2 separate regions of the Homo sapiens genome follow, and region 2 is linked to region 1. A link is a loop called in an ENCODE intact Hi-C map of the cell type or tissue named here. Cell type or tissue: dorsolateral prefrontal cortex. All regions are shown on one strand.

The links. A loop is a pair of places that touch in the nucleus more often than their neighbours do. Peaks named below come from ENCODE experiments on the same cell type or tissue, not always from the same donor. Only the 100,000 strongest peaks of a DNase experiment are listed, where the experiment ranks them.
Region 2: it touches region 1 in a loop (4-fold over the local background); 61 of 110 quality-filtered maps call a loop at or near these places.

What each region holds. Positions count from the first base shown.
Region 1 is chr1:8,915,547-8,920,546 of GRCh38, forward strand. The region is part of intron 1 of LINC03153 (long intergenic non-protein coding RNA 3153); the gene reads right to left. Among named protein-coding and RNA genes, the nearest start is that of LINC03153, 8.8 kb to the right of the region's middle. In dorsolateral prefrontal cortex, CTCF peaks have their summits at 2,717 and 2,927; no DNase peak of the experiment used is centred here; H3K4me3 peaks cover 390 bases; H3K27ac peaks cover 805 bases.
Region 2 is chr1:9,003,100-9,008,099 of GRCh38, forward strand. SLC2A7 (solute carrier family 2 member 7) reads right to left here. Exons shown (of 12, transcript NM_207420.3): 10 at 4,211-4,286; 11 at 1,653-1,780; 12 at 1-419. The coding sequence ends at 201. Among named protein-coding and RNA genes, the nearest start is that of SLC2A7, 21 kb to the right of the region's middle. RefSeq lists enhancers at 1,182-1,710, 1,711-2,237, 4,658-5,000 and a silencer at 1,950-2,229. In dorsolateral prefrontal cortex, a CTCF peak has its summit at 2,199 (motif pointing left); DNase peaks (open chromatin) are centred at 2,182 and 3,031.

The DNA of each region.
Region 1 (5,000 bases):
ACAAAATGTTATGACAGAGATCATAACAAAGATTTGGAGCAAAGATTTCTGTTTGCTGAGCTGTCACTCAAGCTAAACAGATAGCAACAGGGAATCTTTAGGCAAATTAACTTTCCCCTGAATGGGTTCTTTTATCCTGTCCATCTGCATTCATTCCCATGGGTACTTCGAGACCGAGCTAACAAGTCAGATATACATAATAAAGAAAATTGCTCAAGGGAAAAAAAAATCAACTGTTCATTTGGGAAAATGTGGTGCTAGTCTAAATACAATTCTCTATTAATTTCAAGGGGTCTAAAAATCTATCACCAGTTCTTCAAAAAGTTAAACAGACTTATCCTGTGGCCCAGCAATTACATTCCTAGGTACGCACCCCGAAGAACTGAAAACAGATAGTCAAACAAATACTTGCACACAAATGTTCATCGCAGCACTATTCTCAATAGCCAAAAAGTGGAAATTACTCAAAATTCCATCAACAGATGAATGGAGAAACAAAATGTGGTATATACGTATACAACAGAATATCATCCAGCCGTGAAAACAAATTAACTACTGATGTGTGATACAACGTAGATGAACCTCAGAAACATGACCTTAAGTGTTAAAAGCCAGACATAAAGATCATGATTCCGCTTATGTGAAATATATGAATGATCCCCTTTATACGAAATATTCAGAATAGGTGAATTTATCAAGACAGAAAGCAGATCAGTGGTTGTCAAGGGATGGGGAGGGGGGAATGAGGAATGACCGCTAATGGGTACGGGGTTTTCTTTCGGGGTGATGAAAATGTTTTGGAACAAGATAGAGGGGCTGGTACGCAGCATCTGTGAAGGTACTAAATGCCACTGAAGTGTACTTTTTAAAAACGTTAATGTGGTGAGGTGCGGTGGCTCACGCCTGTAATCCCAGCATTTTGGGTGGCTGAGGTGAGTGGATCACCTGAGGTCAGGAGTTCGAGACCAGCCTGGCCAACATGGTGACACTCCGTCTCTACTAAAAATAGAAAAAAATTAGCCAAGTGTGGTGGCGGGTGCCTGTAATCCCAGCTACTCAGGAGGCTGAGACAGGAGAATCACTTGAACCCAGGAGGCAGAGGTCGCAGTGACCCGAGATCTTGCCATTGCACTCCAGCTTGGACAAGAGCGAAACTCTGTCTCAAAAAAAAAAAAAAAAGTTAATGTGTCCAGCACAGTGGCTCAAACCTGTAATCTCAGCATGTTGGGAGGCTGAGGCAGGAGGATCACTTGAGCCCAGGAGTTCGAACCAGCCTGGCGCACAGGATGAAACCCTGTCTCTACTAAAAATACAAAAATTAGCCGGGCATGGTGGCACGCGCCTGTAGTCCCAGCAACTTGGGAGGGTGAGGCAGGAGAATCACTTGAACCTGGGTGGTGGAGGCTGTGGTGAGCTGAGATTGCGCCACTGCACTCCAGCCTGGGTTACAGAAGGAGACTATGTATCAAAAAAAAAAAAAAAAAAAAAAAAAAAAAAAAAGTCCGGGCGCGGTGGCTCACGCTTGTAATCCCAGCGCTTTGGGAGGCCGAGGCGGGCAGATCACGAGGTCAGGAGTTTGAGATTATCCTGGCCAACATGGTGAAACCCTATCTGTACTAAAAACACAAAAATTAGCTGGGTGTGGTGGCTCGTGCCTGTAATCCCAGCTACTCGGGAGGCCAAGGCAGGAGAATTGCTTGAAACAGGGAGTTGGAGGTTGCAGTGAGCCGAGATCACACCACTGCACTCCAGCCTGGCGACAGACTGAGACTCTGTCTCAAGAAAAAAATATATAAAAAAAGTTGCTCGTGCCTGTAATCACAGCACTTTAGGAGGCCGAGACGGGAGGATTGTTTGAGCCCAGTAGTTCAAGATCAGCCTGGGCAACATAGCAAGACCCTGTCTCTATAAAATAGGAAAAAAAAGAGGTTAATGTTGTATTATATTACTTTAATTTTACCCCAATATGAGTTTGTAAACAAATCAAGTTCTCTGTAAACAAGTATTTGATGGTCTGGAAAATGGGATTGCCTCAATATCCAAACAGCCGTTTCTGGGCAGCTTCCTGACCATCCGGTAGGTTTCTTGGTCCAGCCCTGAGTCTCCTTGGCAATGCATCAGGGAGACACCAGGCTCATTCCTCTTTCCTCGTGGCTTCCATATCTTTCCATCCCTCAGCCCTCCGCAGAACCAGCTGTTTGCGGTCACACCGTGGATCTTGTATGAAGCAAAAACAAAAAAAACAGGGCCAGGCGCGGTGGCTCACGCCTGTAATCCCAGCACGTTGGGAGGCTGAGGTGGGCAGATCACTTGAGCTCAGGAATTCAAGACCAGCCTGACCAACATGGTGAAACCCCATCTCTACTAAAAATACAAACATTAGCCAGGCACGATGGCTCATGCCTGTAATTCCAGCACTTTGAGAGGCCAAGGTGGGTGGATCAAACTCCTGAGGTCAGGAGTTTGAGACCAGCCTGACCAACATGGTGAAACCCTGTCTCTACTAAAAATACAAAAATTAGCCGGGCATGGTGGTGTGCACCTGTAATCCCAGCTACTCGGGAGGCTGAGGCTGGAAGATGGCTTGAACCTGGGAGGCAGAGGTTGCAGTCAGCCAAGATTGTGCCACTGCACTCCAGCCTGGGTGACAGAGCGAGACTCTGCCTCAAATACAAAAACAAAAACATAACAAAAATTCTGCACAGTATTTTTCTGACCACTGGGTGTCATGAGCGTACAATAAATGCTTCAGCTGGAAAAACTGCATATTTACAGGACTGCCTTCAATATGGTGGTGGTTCTCCTGACTGCAGGGGATGCGGCAGCAAGTAATAAACCCTTCAAAAGTTGCTTTGTTTTTGCAAGCAAGACATTGAGAAGCAGAGAAAATGTAGACAGTTGAAGATAAACAAAAACACAGCACTGGCTGCTTCTTTGCGTTTTCCAGAATATTTCAGTGGAGCAGCTGTTACGGGAGGAATATAAAAATCTAAAGTAAGGCTGGGAGCAGTGGCTCACTACTGTAATCTCAACACTTTGGTAGGCTGAGGCAGGAGGATTGCTTGAGGTCAGGAGTTCAAGACTAGCCTGGGCAATATAGCAAGACTCTGTCTCTACCAAAGCCAGAAAAAAAAAATCTAAAATAAAGTATTCTTAGGGACACCTCTCAAGAATTGTAACTAAGAGGTGGGCAAGGTGGTTCCTGCCTGTTGTTTCAGCTACTGAGTTTCAGGCTGCAGCGTGCTGGGATAGCACTTGTGAATAGCCACTGCTCTCCAGTCTCGGCAACATAGCAAGACCCTGTCTTTAAAAAAAAAAAACAGTTCTGAAAGAAAAATGAGCAACCTTGAACCCTTTGGCCTCAGACAGTACAGGGCTTGCTCACCTAGAAAGTTAAAATAAAGAAAGTGGGCCGGACATGGTGGCTCACGCCTGTAATCCCAGCACTTTGGGAGGCCGAGGCGGGTGGATCACCTGAGGTCAGGAGTTTGGACCAGCCTGACCAACATGGTGAAACCCCATCTCTACTAAAAATACAAAATTAGCCAGGCATGGTGGCACGTGCTTGTAATCCCAGCTACTCAGGAGGCTGAGACCAGAGAATTGTTTGAACACGGGAGGTGAAGGTTGCAGTGAGCCGAAATTGTGCCACTGCACTCCAGCCTGGGCATCAAGAGCGAAACTCCTCAAAAAAAAAAAAATAAATAAATAAAATTAAAAAAGCAAGCAAGCAAGTGGTTGCTTATTGTCACTATTTATATCCCAATGACTGGTCTTTTAATTTTACTAGAGAGCAACTTCCTTGTCAATTGCCCTGAACAGAGTTGATCTCACTTCAGAGCAGTATGATTATGAATTTTCAGCTCTACCAAGTTTTGGCATCAGCATTTCCTCATTGATAAAAGTACTCTTGATTTCTTCTCTCAGCTGGGGTAGCTCAGAGAGGCCTGAATGTGCAAACCAGTACCTTTATTTATTCTTCTTGGCTGTGGAAAATCGTCCATTATAGGAATATTGTTAACATTTTTTTTGGGGTGGTGGGGGTCGGAGTCTTGCTCTGTTGTCCAGGCTGGAGTTCAGCGGCATGATCTCGGCTCTCTGCAACCTCCGCCTCCCAGGTTCAAGTGATTCTCCTGCCTCAAGCTCCTGAGTAGCTGGGATTACAGGTGTCTGCCACCATGCCCAGTTAATTTTTGTATTTTTAGTGGAGACGGGGTTTCACCATGTTGGCCAGGCTGGTCTCGAACTCCTGACCTCAAATGATCTACCCACCTCAGCCTCCCAAAGTGCTGGGATTACAGGTGTGAGCCACCGTGCCCGGCAACGTTTTTTTATATAATGTTTTTTTGAGATGGAGTCTTGTTCTATCGCCCAGGCTGGGGTACAGTGGTGCAATCTTGATTCACTGCAACCTCTGCCTTCAGGGTTCAAGTGATTCTTGTGCCTCAGCCTCCTGAGTAGCTGGGATTACAGGCATATGCCACCATGCCCAGCTAATTTTTGTATTTTTAGTAGAGATGAGGTTTTGCCATGTTGGCCAGGCTGGTCTCGAACTCCTGGCCTCAAGTGATCTGCCTGCCTTGGCCTCCCAAAGTGCTGGGATTACAGGTGTGAGCCACAGTGCCCTGTCAACTTTTTTTTTTTTTTTAAGTTAAGAATGAAGGTCAACAAATTAAGTTGGAAGTAAACCGGGGCTCTTGATAGGTTAAATCTAACACATCCAAGGACACCAGGGTCATTTATACCAACAGGGTCTGTCTACAAGTTATAAGGTTTTAATGTGTTTTATTTTAGAGATGGGGTCTCGCTAAGTTGCCCAGGCTGTATTTGAACTCCTGGGTTCAAGGAATGCTCCTGCCTCAGCCTCCCAAATAGCTGGGACTATAGGTGTGTGCCACTGGGCCCAGCTTAATTGTTCTTAAAAGCCTATCTATGTTCATGAAGGTCAAAGTGTTGAAATCTGGCCATGCAGGGTGGCTCACGTCTGTAATCCTAGCACT
Region 2 (5,000 bases), 88 kb after region 1:
GTCATTCCTCAATGGCTAGCCTTGGAACTTCTCAGCTAAATATGCATTGTTGTGGGTATTTAATAATATCCATAATTAAGTTAAATGGGGGCAACGACAAAAGCCTCCGTGCTATTATCCTCCCCAGAGCCTGGGGCCGGGAGGCCCATTGTCATAGAAGGAAGCCTTGAATATGGGCTCCCGTCCTTCATGCAGGGCCACTAAAAGGAAGTTTCCTTGGCAGGAGAGGCTGTGGGAGGCCCAGCATCAATGGTTTCTTCTTTCTCCTCTGGAAGCTTCACCCTGTTTCTCTTGGCAAAAATGCGGTTTATCTCCACAAATGTTTTGCCCTTGGTCTCCGGAATAACCACGTAGATGTAAATCGCAGTGAGGAGGCAGATTCCGGCAAAGATGATGAAACTGTAGGCACCGATGGCCTCCTAGACCAGGAGACGAGAAAGACAGGAGGGGGCAGAGAAAGGCAACAGTGCTGATTCAGCTGAGCACGTTGGCTCATGCCTGTAATCCCAGCACTTTGGGAGGCCAAGACAGGTGGATCACCTGAGGTCAGGAGTTTGAGACCAACCTGGCCAACATGATGAAACCCTGTCTCTATTAAAAATACAAAAATTAGCTGAGCATGGTGGTGTACACCTGTAATCCCAGCTACTTGGGAGTCTGAGGCAGGAGAATCGCTTGAACCCAGGAGGTAGAGGTTGCAGTGAGCCAAGATCGCGCTACTGCACTCCAGCCTGGGCAACAGAGCGTGACTGTCTCAAAAAAACAAAAACAAAAACAAAAACCCCAAAACAAACAACAAATAACCAATGCTGGTCGAGGCCTTTGTGAGTCCATAAAGGAGTTGCTTGGCAGCCAGTTTTGTTTCACTCCTGGAGGAATGATATAGCTAGAAAACTGTGATCACTAAAGATTGTTTGCAGGAAAAAAAAAAAAAAAGCTAGAAATTGGATTCCCCCTCACCCTATTATCAAAAAGAATCTGGTTGGGTGCTGTGGCTCACACCTATAATCCCAGCACTTTCGAAGTTTGAGACCAGCCTGGGCAATATAGCAAGACCCCATCCCTAAAATACATAAATAAATAAATAGCCATGTGTGGTGGCCCATGCCTGTGGTCCCAGCGACTTGGGAGGCTGAGGTAGGAGGATCACTTAAGCCTGGGAGGTCAAGGCTGCTATGAGCTGTGGTTGCACCACTGCATTCCAGCCTGGGTGACAGAGCAAGGCCCTGTCTAAAAAAAAAAAAAAAAGACTGCTTAACCTTTTGACAGTAGGGGTTTATGGCCTCTGTGCCCTGAAGGTGCTGAGAGCGCAGAGTTTGTGGCCCATCTTGTCTTCGGAACAGAGGAAGGAAGCGGTGGGGGATCTGCACCCTGGCTCTGGCTTTGTTTGCTGGCGCCTTTGAGCTCCGCGGACCAGAGCCCCTAAGCAATAGCCCTTTACAATGTCAGCAGGGGATCACCCTTCAGTAACTGAGAAACCGGTGTCTTCAAGGGTTTGCAGGCAGTGGGGCCACGTGTGTCTGTGGACCCTTGGATGTGTCTGAGAGCCTGTCCCCACCTTGCTGGATTCACAGATGTGCTTAGCGGAAGGGGAATACATCTTACTCCCTGGAGGCCCGGTGGAGCGGGTTGGGGAAGGGGCCCTCACTCACCTGGATGGATGGGAACAGGAAGCCTATGATGAAGTTGGTGAGCCAGTGCACTGCCCCGTCCACCATGAAAGCTGCCCGCCGGGAGGACTGCAGGAAGATCTCGGTCCTCACCACCGAGGGGACAGGACCTGGAGGGCAGAGCAGGATGGGTGGGGCGGAGAAGGACCCAGGTGTCCCCCAGGGCTGGCGGGACGCGGCCCACTCTAGCCTCTGACCTAGGACCCTCAAGAGTACCAGCTGGGATTGGGGACTGGAAAGGAACCCTGCCTTTACCCACAAAACCAGGGCGTGATCAGAGCAGGAGCTGCAAAGATCCACTTTGCAAAGTCTGGTTGGAGAGCCTGGAATTGAATTTCCATTGCTGCTTCTTCAAGGCCAATGACGCTCCATGAAGGTTTGCAGAAAGTAAATGGATGGGAAGCTTCGTGGGAGCAGCAGGAGTGAGTGGGCTCCAGCTCACAGGCAGCAGAGCTTTCTGAAAGAGCTTCCTTTGCGCTGGCGTCACTCTGACTTGAGACCGCCCGCGCTTGGGAAGTGCCGCCCTCCTATGGCGGATCTGGGTATGGCAGGGCCTGAGGGCTACACCTTCTTGGACAACTGTTTTTCATTATCGCTTCCTTAAGAAGCCTTGTCTAAAATGTCTAAAGCCATTTTTGTTCCCTAATCGCCACTCCCATGAAATTTTAATACTGTGCGTCTGTTTAGGTCCTGCATATATAGATATCTGTAGCTTTACACAAAGAAAGAGGAAGATTCTGTCCCTCCTCCTCCAAGCTTCCCACCCCCGCTTAGGTGGTGAAATGGCCTCATTGAAAAGGTCCGGTCTCACAGATCACTGGAGGTCAGGAGTTCGAGACCGGCCTGGCCAACATGATGAAACCCCATCTCTACTAAAAATATAAAAATTAGTCCGGCATGGTGGCGTGTGCCTGTAGTCCCAGCTACTCAGGAGGCTGAAGCAGGATAATCTGTTGAACTCGGGAGATGGAGGTTGCGCTCCAGCCTGGGCAACAGAGTGAGACTCCAACTCAAAAAAAAAAAAAAAAAAAGAAGGAAAAAAAGAAAAGGACCGATCTCCCTCTCTGGATGGACATGGAGAAGAATTCAAAGCCCCTGAATGAAGCTGGGATGTCAAGTGCAAACTCCTGCAGCCCAGTGACTTGGGGCCCGGGCCCCTTCTCCAGGGCCCTGACCCCAAAGTGGACGCCGGCAGGGATGTCATCTGTCCTGCCTTCCTCCTGTCCACCACAACAACAGCAGCCAATAGTCCTTAGGTCTAAGTTGAATGTCAGATCAGCCCATGCTCTGACCTCGCGTCTGCCGGCACACCTGATCACCCCGTTCTTGGAGAAGCACCATGGCTTGCTCCAGGTGACACACAGGCAGTGGGGGCAGAACGGCTTGGAACCCGGCCAGGTCTACACACACTGGCACTTTTCCTTTGAGGTTCTGCTGCCTCCACGTTTGAGGTACACTGGGAAGGCGTCCTGCTCTAAATCCCCACCCGCTCCCCTTTATTTTTTAGACAGAGTCTTGCTCTCTTGCCCAGCCTGGAGTGCAGTGGTGGATCTTGGCTTACTGCAACCTCTGGGTTCAAGTGATTATCCTGCCTCAGCCTCCCGAGTAGCTGGGACTACAGGCGCCCGCCAACACACCTGGCTAATTTTTGCATTTTTAGTAGAAACGGAGTTTCACCTTGTTGGCTAGGCTGGTCTCGAACTTCTGACCTTAAGTGAACAGCCTGCCTCCCTCCACCTCTCAAAATGTTGGGATTACAGGCATGAGCCACCATGCCAGGCCTAAATCCCACTTCTTAAATACCCTTAAATACAAGTATGTGGTCTCATTCATGTGCCTGACACAGCACAGTGTAAACAGGTATTCCGCCAATGGATGTTGAATGAATTAAATACCTTCATTTTGGTTTATGGACAGTGCTTTCAAAATGAACATTCTTCAGGGAATGTTATTAGAGTCTTCACAGTCAGGGGTGTCTTTTCCCAGGCAGGGAGAAGGAGGTTCAATTCTCAGGACACACTAGGGAAGGAGTCTGGAGTCTCAGAGGCTGCCCAACAGGTGGGCCCAGGTGGAGGCCCGAAGCCACTGGCAACAGGACATTGGGGACAGTGTAATAAGGGACTGTAGCTGGCAGTCAGCGGGGATAGAAGGCAGTTGAGCCTTGGGTGTGCTGTGGGCTTGGAGGCTCAAGTGAGTGTCTGGAGGGTGTGGATGTAAACCAAGGTGCCCCAGGGGTGTCTGACTGGCATAAGCTCCCTCTCTGCAAAAGCTCATGTCCTTGTTGGGTGCCAGACCTGAGTCTGGGCCCCCCTGGGAGCCACAGATGATCAGTGGGGCGCTGGCCTGGCTGGCGCTGGTTGAATGAATGCACATGGCCTGGAGTGCCATCAAGGCTGAGAACTAAGAACGTGTGGGATCTGCGTGAGCACGGGGACCAAGGACGTCCATTCACTCAGCAAATATGTGTCGAGCACTGACTGTGTGTCAGGCCCAGGAATGGACCAGGATGGCCGGGGCGAGGGAGGCGTGCAGGTACTCACTGGGCCCAATGGAATGTCCCGCGATGTAGGCAAAGACACAGATGATGCCGAGGTAGGACAGCTCGGGGACCCTGTTCTGTGGGGAGAGGCAGGGCTGTCTGGGCTGAGGCCAGGAGCCCCACGTGCGGGGGGGTCCACCTGCGGGTCCCACCTTCCTGCCCCAGGGAGGAGCTGCACCTAGATGTCTGGGCACCTCCATGGACCTTGAGGGCTCTGTGGGCAAGAGAGGAAGGCCAGTGAGAACCAGGCCTTGTAGCCTCCCACAGGGCTCCCTCCAGCCTCACCTGATGAGCGTCATGGAGAACGAGGGGCATCTACCTTTGAGTTATTTTCCTGCCAGGTGCCATTCTCTGCACTTTACAAATCACAAATATTAACTCATCTGATCTTTGTGATACTCCTCTGCCCTCTGAGTGACTCTACGATTCTTTCTTTTTTTTTTTTTTTGAGACAGAGTCTCGCTCTGTCGCCCAGGCTGAAGTGCAGTGGCACAGTCTTGGCTCACTGCAGCCTCCGCCTCCCGGGTTCAAGATTCCCCTGCCTCCGCCTCCTGTAGCTGGGACTAGAGGCGTGCGCCACCACGCCCGGCTTATATGATTGTTTCAGTTCCACAATTGTGGAAGCAGAGCACAGAGGGCCCTGAATACAGACCATGAGGAACCTTAGTCCCTCAGGGATCAAGCAGTGGCTGAAGTCACCCAGTCAACATGAGTGAGCTGAGGTCCGGACTTTCTCTACCATTCTCTGGAGACTCCTAGGACCCCCGGACCCGTGGAGCTGGCAGACCACC